Linked DNA regions of Homo sapiens: region 1 is linked to region 2. A link is an interaction called in ENCODE POLR2A ChIA-PET data of the cell type or tissue named here. Cell type or tissue: Caco-2. All regions are shown on one strand. Each heading gives the region's core, and the rest is flanking DNA. Links, peaks and the distances in the headings are about the cores only.

Region 1 (5,375 bases), core at 134-5,133, 330 kb before region 2:
TTTAAAAATGCAACCTGGCTGTGGCTAATGTTGTCTGGCCAGAAAGCTATTGTTCATAAGCCCAGGGCCGCGCAGTTATCATTCATCCTGGGATGCATCGACTTGCCTTCTTCCTGCCGACAAGCTGCTTATGCAAAGCAGCCCCCAGTATTCGTATGGAGGGTGGGGGTAGGGAGACTCTCATGCGTTTACTTTGAAAAGTCTCCTCCTGACAATCAAAAACATTCTCAGGAAACATGCCTTGCTGTGGATGATCCCCACACCCCCTGCCCTCCTGTCTTCAGAAAAACAAATGAGTGGTTTTTCTACAGAAAGGTGTAGAGGTAACTGAGGGAAGCCTGTGATGGGAGAGGAAATTCCCCGTTTTTCATGTCCCCCTTATAACCGAGGGCCTCCTTCTCCGAGGTGCTCTACTGAGCTTCATCCTTCCACATTCTTTCCCCTTGACTGACTCTCAAAGGATCCATTTCAACGCGGAAGAAAAAACTCCAGCATCTTGGATGATGGTCGCTGATTCTGACACTCAGATATGTTGTCGGTTAAACAGATAGCTTTGGCTCAGTGATATCGGACAATTGACCTCTTGGTGCACAGACTCCCAGCAGCCTCGCTCCCAAAGGGGGTCTTAGGGGAAGCCAGGTCCACAGATCAGGAGCCCCTAGGGGACCTGAGATGGGTCTAGGGTTTCAGTTTCATCTGTGATCTTTTCGGTGAGGTGTGTTCAGTCAGCGACTTCCTAGGAGGAAGCCTTCAGCTGCATGGAAAGAAATTTAAGTTCCTATTCTCTGTCCCCAGAGTCATTTAAATGGGGCCAGTGTCGGAGACCGGAGCGTGATCCTGCGCTGTGCCCGTGTGCGATACCATCTCAGTTGCCACTGAGCTCGGCCTGCTGGGGAGGAGGAAGGTGGCCTGCCCCAGGGAGTCAAGAAATTCAATCCAAGTCCATTTTTAACTCGATGAACATTGATTGACAATTTAGTAGGTCTTACGTGGAATGCAAGGAGGAATACATTAAAAGACAGAGTCTCTGCTGAAGGTAGGAATGTACATAACTAGCATAATGCAAGTGGGGATGTGGTATGTATATTAAGAGGGGCACGAGAATGTGCTGCAGAAATGATTCTATCTTGGAGAAGTGGGGAGGCACTGCAGGTGGATGACAGCTGGATCCTGAAGGGCAAATGCAGTGTCAGTGAATGTAGTAGTGTCTTGATCTGCTGGGGCTGCCATGATGAGCTATTGCAGATGGGGAGGCTTAAACAACAGAAATTGATCCTCTCACCATCCTGGGGCTGGAAGTCCCAGATTAAGGTGTCACAGGGCTGGTTGCTCCTGAGTCTTCTCTCTATGGTTTATAGTTGACTGCTTTCTCCCTGTGTCCTCCAGGGTGGTCTTTCTGTGCGTGTCTGTGTCCTCCTCTCCTCTTACAGGGACATCGATCAGATGGGATTAAGGCCCACCCATGTGATCTCACTGGACTTAAATTACCTCTTCGAAGTCCCTGTTCCCAAAAACAGTGTCACATCCTGAGATATGGGGGGTTAGGACATCAACACATAAATATTTGAGGGACATAATTCAACCCGTGCTAAGGGAGAAAGAGGCCTTTCCATGGAGGGGACAGAGTCAGCAAAGCCAGAAGGATATGAAAGGGCAGGGTCTCTGGCCAGGCTTCTCAGATGCAGAGCCTGAGACAAGGGTTTGGGTCCATGGGATTGATTGACAGAGGGCTTTCAAGAGAAAGAAAGTGAGAGAGGCTAGATGGGGCAGGGGAGGCTCAGCACAGTGGTGGTTTCAGCCCCACAGGGGGCTCTGGAGTGTGACCTGCATCACAGAGTCAGTCCCACAGTGAGGCATGGGGGCCCTTAGACCCCCAGGGTCAGTCAGTCAGTCACTGACTATGGCCCTACCAGGCAGGGTGGTTCTGGTGGGATGTTCCAGGCCAGGTGGCTTTCATGCAGTCAATGTCAATTCTTGGCTCAGGACATGGCTGTCAGTCCTCAGCAGCTTTCATCAGAGACTAGGGGATGCTCCCAGAAGCCAGGCCAACACAGGGGACCTGGATGGTGAGCTTGGGGATGAGAAAGCGGCTGCTCTGCTGTGTTGACCACAGGGCTCTGAAGTGGATGCTGGAAAAGTAGTCGGTCTGGAGAGACTTGAAGGCCAAGCCAGGAATCTGGACTTTGACTGTAGGAGGGGAGTTTCCATCTGAGCTGTGCGGCCGGTCCTGCATACTGCACCCTCTTGTAAACATGTGGATTCACCCCAGGCTCAGCTGGGCCCAGGAAGCTGCAGGTTCCCACCTTCAGGTTTCTCCTGGCCAGGCTGGCCCTCAAAGCTGGGCGTGAAGCAGCTGTTGTCTCCCATGGCCTCTGCTCTCGGCCTCCTCTCTGCCACCGTGGTCTTGCACATGTAGGGACCTCATCAAGGGTTTAACAGGAAACTCATGGGGCCCAGCGCCTGCATCTGGAGAGCCACCTCCCTTCTACTCTTTGGGCTTTTATGAAAAAGAGTCCATTTAAATCTGATGAATAAGTCAAAATGAATTGAATAAATAAACGAATATGTGCATCTCTGCAGAGGATGTGGCTGCCTGGTGGAGAGGCCAGCGGGCCTGCCAAAGAACAAAGGCAGGCGAGGACTGGCCACAGTCCTGGGGCCTGGTGGGGGTATGGAGCCCAGGGGTTATCGAGAGCCAAGGAGGAGTGGAAATATGGTTGGCTTTGCTTCCTTCCCTGTTCATCAGTGGTGGTCCTATTAACACTTGCCCTGTCAGCTCCATCCACGGTTGCTTTGAGTGAAGGCCTCCCAGTGTCATTACCGTCATCACCGCATGTTGGAAAATGATAATGTGTTTGAATTTCCTGAGTACACATGAATTTCCGAGGTCTGAATGTGGCACTGGGTCCCAGGCGAGAAGGGGTTTACACAGGGAGAGTTCTGTTGGGACGCACACGCTCCCATGTGGGTGCCGCTCCGCAGGCCACTGTCCCTCCCAAGAGGCGCAGATATGGGGTCTGGAGCTGCCCGTTGCCAGCAGTTCTTCCTGCTGTGGGTGCTGGCCTTGGTCAGTGCCCACGGAAGGTCTCTTCTCTGGACCCTAAGTGGCCAGTTGGCTAAGGAAGGAAACTAGTATTAACTCATCACTCTACTGAATCCATCTAAGCTCCAGGGATGGAGACATGGGGGTGGAGGGTGGTGCTGACTCAAGTGAAATCTTGCCCCAGCTTTGATTCTGCTTGGACGATGGAGGAGGATCCCAGGAAAGTCTCCTCACCCCTACCCCTAGGGTGGCTTAGGAATGCACTGACATTTTGGTTTCCTCCTTCCAAAAATAATAATTTGCACATAACAGACAATTTCTTTCAAAAACAGAGACCCATGTTATAAAAAGGGCAACACCCTGCTAGAGATAGACCACCTCATGGTGGAAACAAATAGCTTGTTTTATAAACTGTACTCCATTCCTTATAGAAATTGTGTTTCCTCTCCAGTGTACCCCGCAACCCTGATGCACCAGATGGACATTGATGGGGAGTGTCTGCAGATCTAACGGGAGCTCAGCTTCACGTTCGACTTGGGTGGCAGCTATGCCATGTGGAACTGTAAAGATTCTGGTACTCGATTTTTATAAAACTACGATACTTATTTTTAAAACTGACAGGCAAAGGAAGAGAGGCAGAAATGCTAATTTAACTCAAGCTGACTTTTTTTTTTTTTTTTAGCTGACTTTGAGACATGACAGAAGTCTGGAAAAGATAAAGCAACAAGTTCAAACGTATAACGCTTACTTTTACTCCGCATCAAAGCAAACCAAACATCGAGAAGACCTATATGCAGAGCTAAAATACTCAATTGATCCTTTTTTTCCCCACTGACCGGCTCCTGGGAAACATGGATGCCTCAGCCTCTTAAATAACGCTGCTAACAGCGGGCCAATTGTGCAGCAGGACGGGCACTGCCCCAGGTAGCCGATAACTTCCTGTGTTGAAACGATGACTTGGAGATTTCATCATGATATCTTTGCACACCAGGAAATATCATCTTTCAGACCTGCCATTTCTTAATCGGTGAGAATGCTATTAAAGTCGATGTCTTAATTAAGCCTAGCATTAGCCAAGGAATTACAGGCATCCGAAGGCTTAGCTGTCTGGTGGGATCCAGTTTCATGAGGCAGGATTAGGTGCACGGCTGGGAACTCCAAGGGGGAGATCCCTGGCTGCGAAGAGAACAGGAACATCTCTGGAGAAACCTGCAGGGTGTGCCTGGTGGGCAGGAACTCAGAAACTCTCTTTGCCTCTCCAGCCTCTTTAACCCATTTTATTACAATTGGTCAGTTTGTTTATGCTATAAATGAATATGTACAGCCAGGCTCCTCGGACTTCTAGGCCTTTGTTTAACTCCTCTGGCCTCTGTTTTCAATCTGAGAAATGGGTTTCATTCTCAAGTGCCCAAGTAGACTGATCACAAACAGCTCTGAAATCTAACTTTGGAGTATGGGACGTAGTACTGAGCCAGGGGGCTGAGCCCTGGGCTCTGGCCTGGCCCCACCACCCCCAAAGCATTTGCACCATGGAGTGTTAAGATTGAGAGGTAAGGGTAGGAAAGCTTTCTGGTCTTGAACTCCTGGGCTCCAGCAATTCTCCCACCTTGGCCTCCCAAAGTGCTGGGATTAAAGGAGTGAGTCACTGTGCTGGAGTGGAGTGTTGCTGTCATGGCTCACTACAGCCTCGAACTCTTGGGCTCAAGCGATCCTCCTACCTCTCAGCCTCTCAAGTAGCTGGGACTGCAGGAGTGCCACCATGCCTGGCTAATTTTTCTATTTTCAGTAGAGATGGGGTTTCACCATGTTGCCCTGGCTGGTCTTGAACTCTTGGGCTCAAGCAATCCTCCCACTGCTGCCTCCCCAAGTGCTGAGATTACAGGTGTGAACCACCATACCTGGCCAGGAAAGCTTTCTGAACACCTGAATTCATGTACCTAGGTAAATGATTATTATTAGCAAAGCAAGGAGAGCTGCCTCCATCTGCTTAGGGTGTTATAACAAAATACCACAGACTGGGTGGCTTAAACAACAGAATTTTCTCACAATTCTGGAAGCCAGACGTCCAAGACCAAGGTTCCTGTTGGGTTTAGCTCCTGGTGAGGGCTCCCTTCCTGGCTGCCAGACTGCCGCCTTCTTGCTGTGTCTTTGCATGGTGGAGGAAGAGAGGGAGTAGGCTGTCTGGTGTCTCTTGCTCTTCCTATAGGGCCACAGTCCTATCAGACTAGAGCTACACCCTAATTTGACCAGGGCCACACTTGATCAGTGGCCCTCCAGGGATGACCAACCACCTGTCCAGACCCTTCCAGGCTAGAGGCTGGGGCTGCTGAGT
Region 2 (5,375 bases), core at 245-5,244:
CAGGACTGAAATGACACTTGCAGTGACATCTATGGCCCATGGCAAAGCTGGGCTTTTCCTACTTCCTTTTTTTAAAAATTTTTTTCTTGAGAGAAAAAAAGAAAGTGAACTTGAGAAGGGTCAGCCCAGAAGGACTTTGCTTTTTTAAGTCTGATTTTACGTGCAAAATTCAGGTAGAAAGAAAAACTGCCATGAGATATGAGCATGGGGGGCATCAAGTTGGGCTAAATTCACCACTGCTTAGCCCAGAGAGGCGCAGAGGCTGCTTATTATGCTTCCCAGCTCCTCACTGACCCAGAATTGGCTATGGGACCTGGCTGAGGTCAGCACAGACCAACAGAACTCTTCTGACAATAGAAATGCTCTGTACCTGCTCCGTCCCATCTGGTACCCAATAGCTATAGTAGCACTTGAAATGTGGCTGTAGGCTGGGCACGGTAGCTCACATCTGTGGCCCCAGCTACTCAGGGGGCTGAGGTGGGAGGATAGCTTCAGACCAGGGGTTCAAGACCAGCCTGAGCAACATAGTGAGACCCCAACTCTACAAAAAATAAACAATTATCTGTTCTTGGTGATGCCCACCTCTAGTCTGGGCTACTTGAGAGGCAGAAGCTGGAGGGTCGCCTGAGCCCAGAAGTTCAGTGTTACAATGAGCTATAATGATTGCACCACTGCAATCCAGCCTGGGTGACAGGGTGAGACCCTATCTCTAAATTTAAAAAAGAAAGACCGAAACGATGTGACTCTGGCAATTGAGCAACTGAATTGTTAATTTTATTTAATTTTAATTGATTTAGATTTAAAGAGCCATATTTAAATGATGGCTAGTGTCTACTGTACTAGACCACACAGTTTTAGGCTCTGGGGAAAGAGAGCTGCAATTGATTAGCAATGTCTGCCAGGGACGCAGGCTGGGAAGATAAGGCACAAATGCCATATTACAGAAGGACCAGAGATCCAGTGTGATCTGGGTCACCTGAGACCTAAATCAGTGATTCTGGTGCCTGCACAGTTTCAGCATTCAGGAGGAAAAGTGTCTGTGAAGTTTAGTGTCACCCCCTACTCTTCAGTCTCATGGTCTAGTCAGGCAACTGCAAGTCTCTTTACTAGTTTTCTTCCACAGCAGACAGAGGGGTCCTTCCAAAATACCAATGCAGCCATTATCTACCTTGCTTGAAAGCCTGAATCTAATCCTCCAACCATGGCCACCAAGACCTATCCTGAGGCTGTGCCCCTCTGTGGCCTAGGCCCCTCAGTCTTCTCCACCTCCATCCAACACAGACCCCACCAGTCCTGGCTGGTTCTTCCTCTGCTCCACTGCACAGGAAGCTCCAAAGCAAGGGCTTCCTCTTGCACCATCTTAGCACCTCCACCGAAAGCACAGGACCTGAAGAGTCCCCACGGGAGGCTCACATGATTCCAGGAACTCCCAAGTCTACATTATTTTTATGTCCTTCCAATAATAAGACAAGAATCCTTATCGCCCTGTTTTGCAGATGAGGATACTGAGGTTCAAAGAGGGAAAGAGTTTGGCCAAGAACAAAAGAGAAAATGGCATATCTGAGACTCAGACCTGGGTAGATGTCCCTCCCAAACTTGGCCTCAGCACAAGGGTTGCACTGAGAATGGAAATCAGGTCATAGGACACCCAGTCCACTATTTCTTTTACTATTAACTCAACAAATGTTATGTGATGGAAGGGAGGAAGGGGTGGGTGGGTATGTGTATGGATGGGTAGATGGGTGGGTGTGTGTATGGATGAGTAGATGAGTTGGTGCATAGGTGGATGGATAGATAGATGGATAAATGGATTGATACATGGATGGTTGGATGGATGGATGGATGGATGGATGGATGGATGGATGGATGGATGTGTACATGGATGGGTGGATGGATGAGTGTATAGGTGGGTGGATGGATGGATGGATGGATAGATGGATGGAGATGTGGGTGGATGGATAAATATGTAGGTGGATGGCTAGATGGATGGATAAATGTATGGATAGATGGATGAATAGATGAATGGATCAATGGGTGACTAGATGGATTGATGGATGTGTATATAGATGCATGCAAACACACATGAATGAATGCAAGGGCAACAAAACACGGTAACAAGTCATGAATAGGGAATGGGATGAGGTCATCGTCCACCTTTCTCTTAACCATATTCAGGTATATCAGAAAATGAGGTCATGTGAAAAAATTATTTGAGACTTTTGTTTTTAAAGAGATAAAGTAGCTGGCAAGCTGTGCGTATGGAGCAAGCCCTGAGCTGTGTGAGGGCCTGCTCCCCCCACTCCTCCCCTGCCTCCACTCCCCCCACTCCTGCTGGCTCACTGAACCCCTCCCTAATGCTGCTTTCCCATGGGAAGGCTGAGAAGCAATAGCAATTTCTTCTGAATGGAACTCTCCCCTGAGCCAAAGAGTAAACAGGAGCCAGCAAAGAGCTCAAGTTGGTGTGTAACTGCTCGGGCGGTGATTACATAACCAGGACATACCTGGGAGAGGCACTGATCCAGGGGATTTTAACAAGCAAGTGGGGAGGGCTAGCGTGGGAGGCGGGCAGGGGGAACGCCCAGTGCAGGAATGGCCGTGCAGCTACCTGGCCTTGCTGGGAACTGGAGCCGGCTTGCTTGGGGAGGAAGGACACTCAAGTGTCACTTACTGAGAGCCTTGTACCATGACAGTCCTCTTGCATGATTCCTTTGTTTAATCCTCACAAGGGCACTACAGAGTGGGCTAGTTCAGCTATGTTCCCTTTGATAGATGAAAAATTAAAACTAGACACAGAGAGGGGTAGCCAGGCAGCAACTGTGTGGTGAGCTGGGATAGCCCCAGACTGGCTCCAGGGACTGCAGGGTAGACCGAGCTATAAGGCTGGTGCTTTCTCTTCTCCTCTCCCTTCCCTGCCTTGCTGTCCTCCTTCCCTCCCTCCTTCCTCAATTCCTGCCATCAGATCACGTGTCCAAATATTCTTCCAATTGTCCACCCATCCACCCACCTGGTGCCCAGTGGCTTTTCCCTTCTCTCCACAGTAGTGGACCTGCATCAAGAAAGGGACCAAAGGGAAGCAAGATGCAGCTGCTGCCTGCAGAAGGGCTTTCTGACAAGGACGGGTGATGTAGAAGCATCCACCTGCCACAGGACATAGCTTGAACACTTCGGGTGCTGAGCCCTTCCTGCCTGTGGGATACTGAGCAGTTTTGCAATGATTTTCTCCTTTCACCCGCGAGACGGCTCCAAGTTCAAAGCCATTATTCTCCTGTGGCAGAGAGGAGACTGAAGTCCAGAGAGGTGGGCTCAGGGTCTCATGGGAGCCTCAACCTTGGGACTTGGAGGTCAGGGAGGGCTTTCCAGAGGGGGTAGCCTCAAGCTGGCAGAGCAGTTCAGGGTGGGGGATGTTTTTAGCCGCTAGAGCCTTGGGATGGCGAAAGTGGGGAGAGGGTCCTTTGCTGCCTGGCATTCGGCTGCCCCACTATCCTCCAGGAGGAGGGGACTTGGGAAAGCCATGGCGCACCCAGGCAGAGCCCTGGCCAGGCTGAGGACAATTGGCCCAGAGCAGTGGCTTCAGCCCTAGAGCATGGTTGCAGAGTGAGACCATGCACACTGAGACCCTTCTCTGTGTCTCCCCGTCTACAAAGGGAGGGTGAAGTGAGACAAAGCGTGGAAGCTGTGTTGGCACCTGGTGAGTTCTTAGAGGTGGAGGTCCCTGTGGATGCTGCAACTGATAATACGTATCTCCCCAAAGTCCTGCAGGAAGGGCTGGAGCCCAGCCGACAAGCAACAGGGGAGGCCTTGCGCCCAGGTGTTCTTGCCTGCCTGGGCTGTCTGGGGCAACCAGGTCCAAACGGGGTGTCACCCCCAAGGGCGGGACTAGGGTACAAGTCACATCATGAGGGAGACCTCCCTTTCCCACGGCACCCCAGAGCTGCCAAGCGCCACGCTGCCATTGCATAAGCCACCGACCTGCCACCGCTGGCTGCCCCGTGCGTTGCCACGTAAATAGAACCCTGTATTTACCTACCCTGGGGAAGGGACAGGCCTACCTGGTGGGCGGGGAGACAGCAGCTCAGAGGCCTCCAGCTCTGATTTCTGTTCTGCTCCAAGTGCACACACATCCTGTGCCCAGGAGCTGGGCTTGGGTGGGGGTGCACCGGCAGAAGGGGCCAAAGGAAACTCTGCGTCCTGGGAGCATGGGCCAAAGGCCTCTGGGTTGCAGGCTCAGGTTGCAGCCACCAGCTCTGGGCGGGGGAGACCAGACTTGCCTTGCAGGCTACGGCCATATCTGAGCAGCAAGCGTCAGATGGCACTGATGGCCCCAGAGACCTCCCTGCTGTTGGCACTGGTCAGCTGCACAGGAAGGACAAATGGCCATCTGCACAGCCAGGGCCAGAGCCCAGGAGTCTCCAGGAGCCAGCCATGGGCACAGCCCCACCTGTAACAACCATTCCTCCAGAAAGCCAAACTCAGTAAAGACTTATTTTGTTGTAAAGAAATATAATACATGTTTTAGCTTTAATTTCCATAACATTCTAGATGTTCCTATTCTTGTTTTACACAGGAAGAAACTGAGGCACAGAGAAGTAAATGACTGATCCAAGGCCACAGAGCTAATGGGATGATAGAGTCAGGATTTGAACTCAGGTTTCTCTGACCCTAAGTAGTTATTCCCAATAAGTATGCTGCCCCTGTATTTCATCTCAGTGTTTTCATCTACCAAGTAAGAGCAGTCATATAATCCAAGACACAGCATTACTCTGGGCTCTGCGATGAATAATGGTAGCCTCGTGGCATCTGTCCATAGATGCTTGGCTGGATCAATGAATGGATAGGTGAATGGACAGTGGGACAGGTGGGCAGATGGATGGACAGAGTGCCACATTTATGAGTGGGGTGAGAAGATGGCAGGATGGATAGATGGATAGGTGGTTAGAATGATGACCGATAAGCAGATAGACTGGTACATGGACTAACAGGTGGATGAGTAGATGAATGATGGATAAATGGTTGGATGGGTGGATGAGTGAATGCGTGAGGACTAGAAAGGTAAACACAGATAGGTAGAATGGATGGATGATTGAAGGAGTGATGGGTAACTGGATGGATGGATGGATGGATGGATGGATGGATGGGTGGCTGGATGAATAGGTAAATCGGTGGATGGAAGATGAATAAATGAGTGGGTGGACATGTAGATGGATGGTTAGAAAGGGCTTTGAATGAATAACTAACAGTTGGATAGAGGAATAGATAAACAAGTAAATGAATGGATCAATGAACAGATGGACATGTGGATGGCTACAAAGATGGTTGTAATGAAGGCTAGAAAGATGAATGGCGAGATGGATGAGAAGTTAAGTGGGTGAGTGGAT

What was found. ChIA-PET counts read pairs that join two places held together with the same protein. Peaks named below come from ENCODE experiments on the same cell type or tissue, not always from the same donor. Only the 100,000 strongest peaks of a DNase experiment are listed, where the experiment ranks them.
Region 1: POLR2A ChIA-PET joins it to region 2 with 13 read pairs; 1 of 35 experiments calls an interaction of 5 or more read pairs at or near these places.

Annotation. Positions count from the first base shown.
Region 1 is chr11:69,598,404-69,603,778 of GRCh38, reverse strand. No RefSeq gene overlaps it. Among named protein-coding and RNA genes, the nearest start is that of CCND1, 40 kb to the left of the region's middle. RefSeq lists enhancers at 1,896-2,396, 2,397-2,897. In Caco-2, for the core only: no CTCF peak of the experiment used is centred there; a DNase peak (open chromatin) is centred at 2,218.
Region 2 is chr11:69,271,885-69,277,259 of GRCh38, reverse strand. No RefSeq gene overlaps it. Among named protein-coding and RNA genes, the nearest start is that of MYEOV, 20 kb to the left of the region's middle. In Caco-2, for the core only: no CTCF peak of the experiment used is centred there; a DNase peak (open chromatin) is centred at 2,529.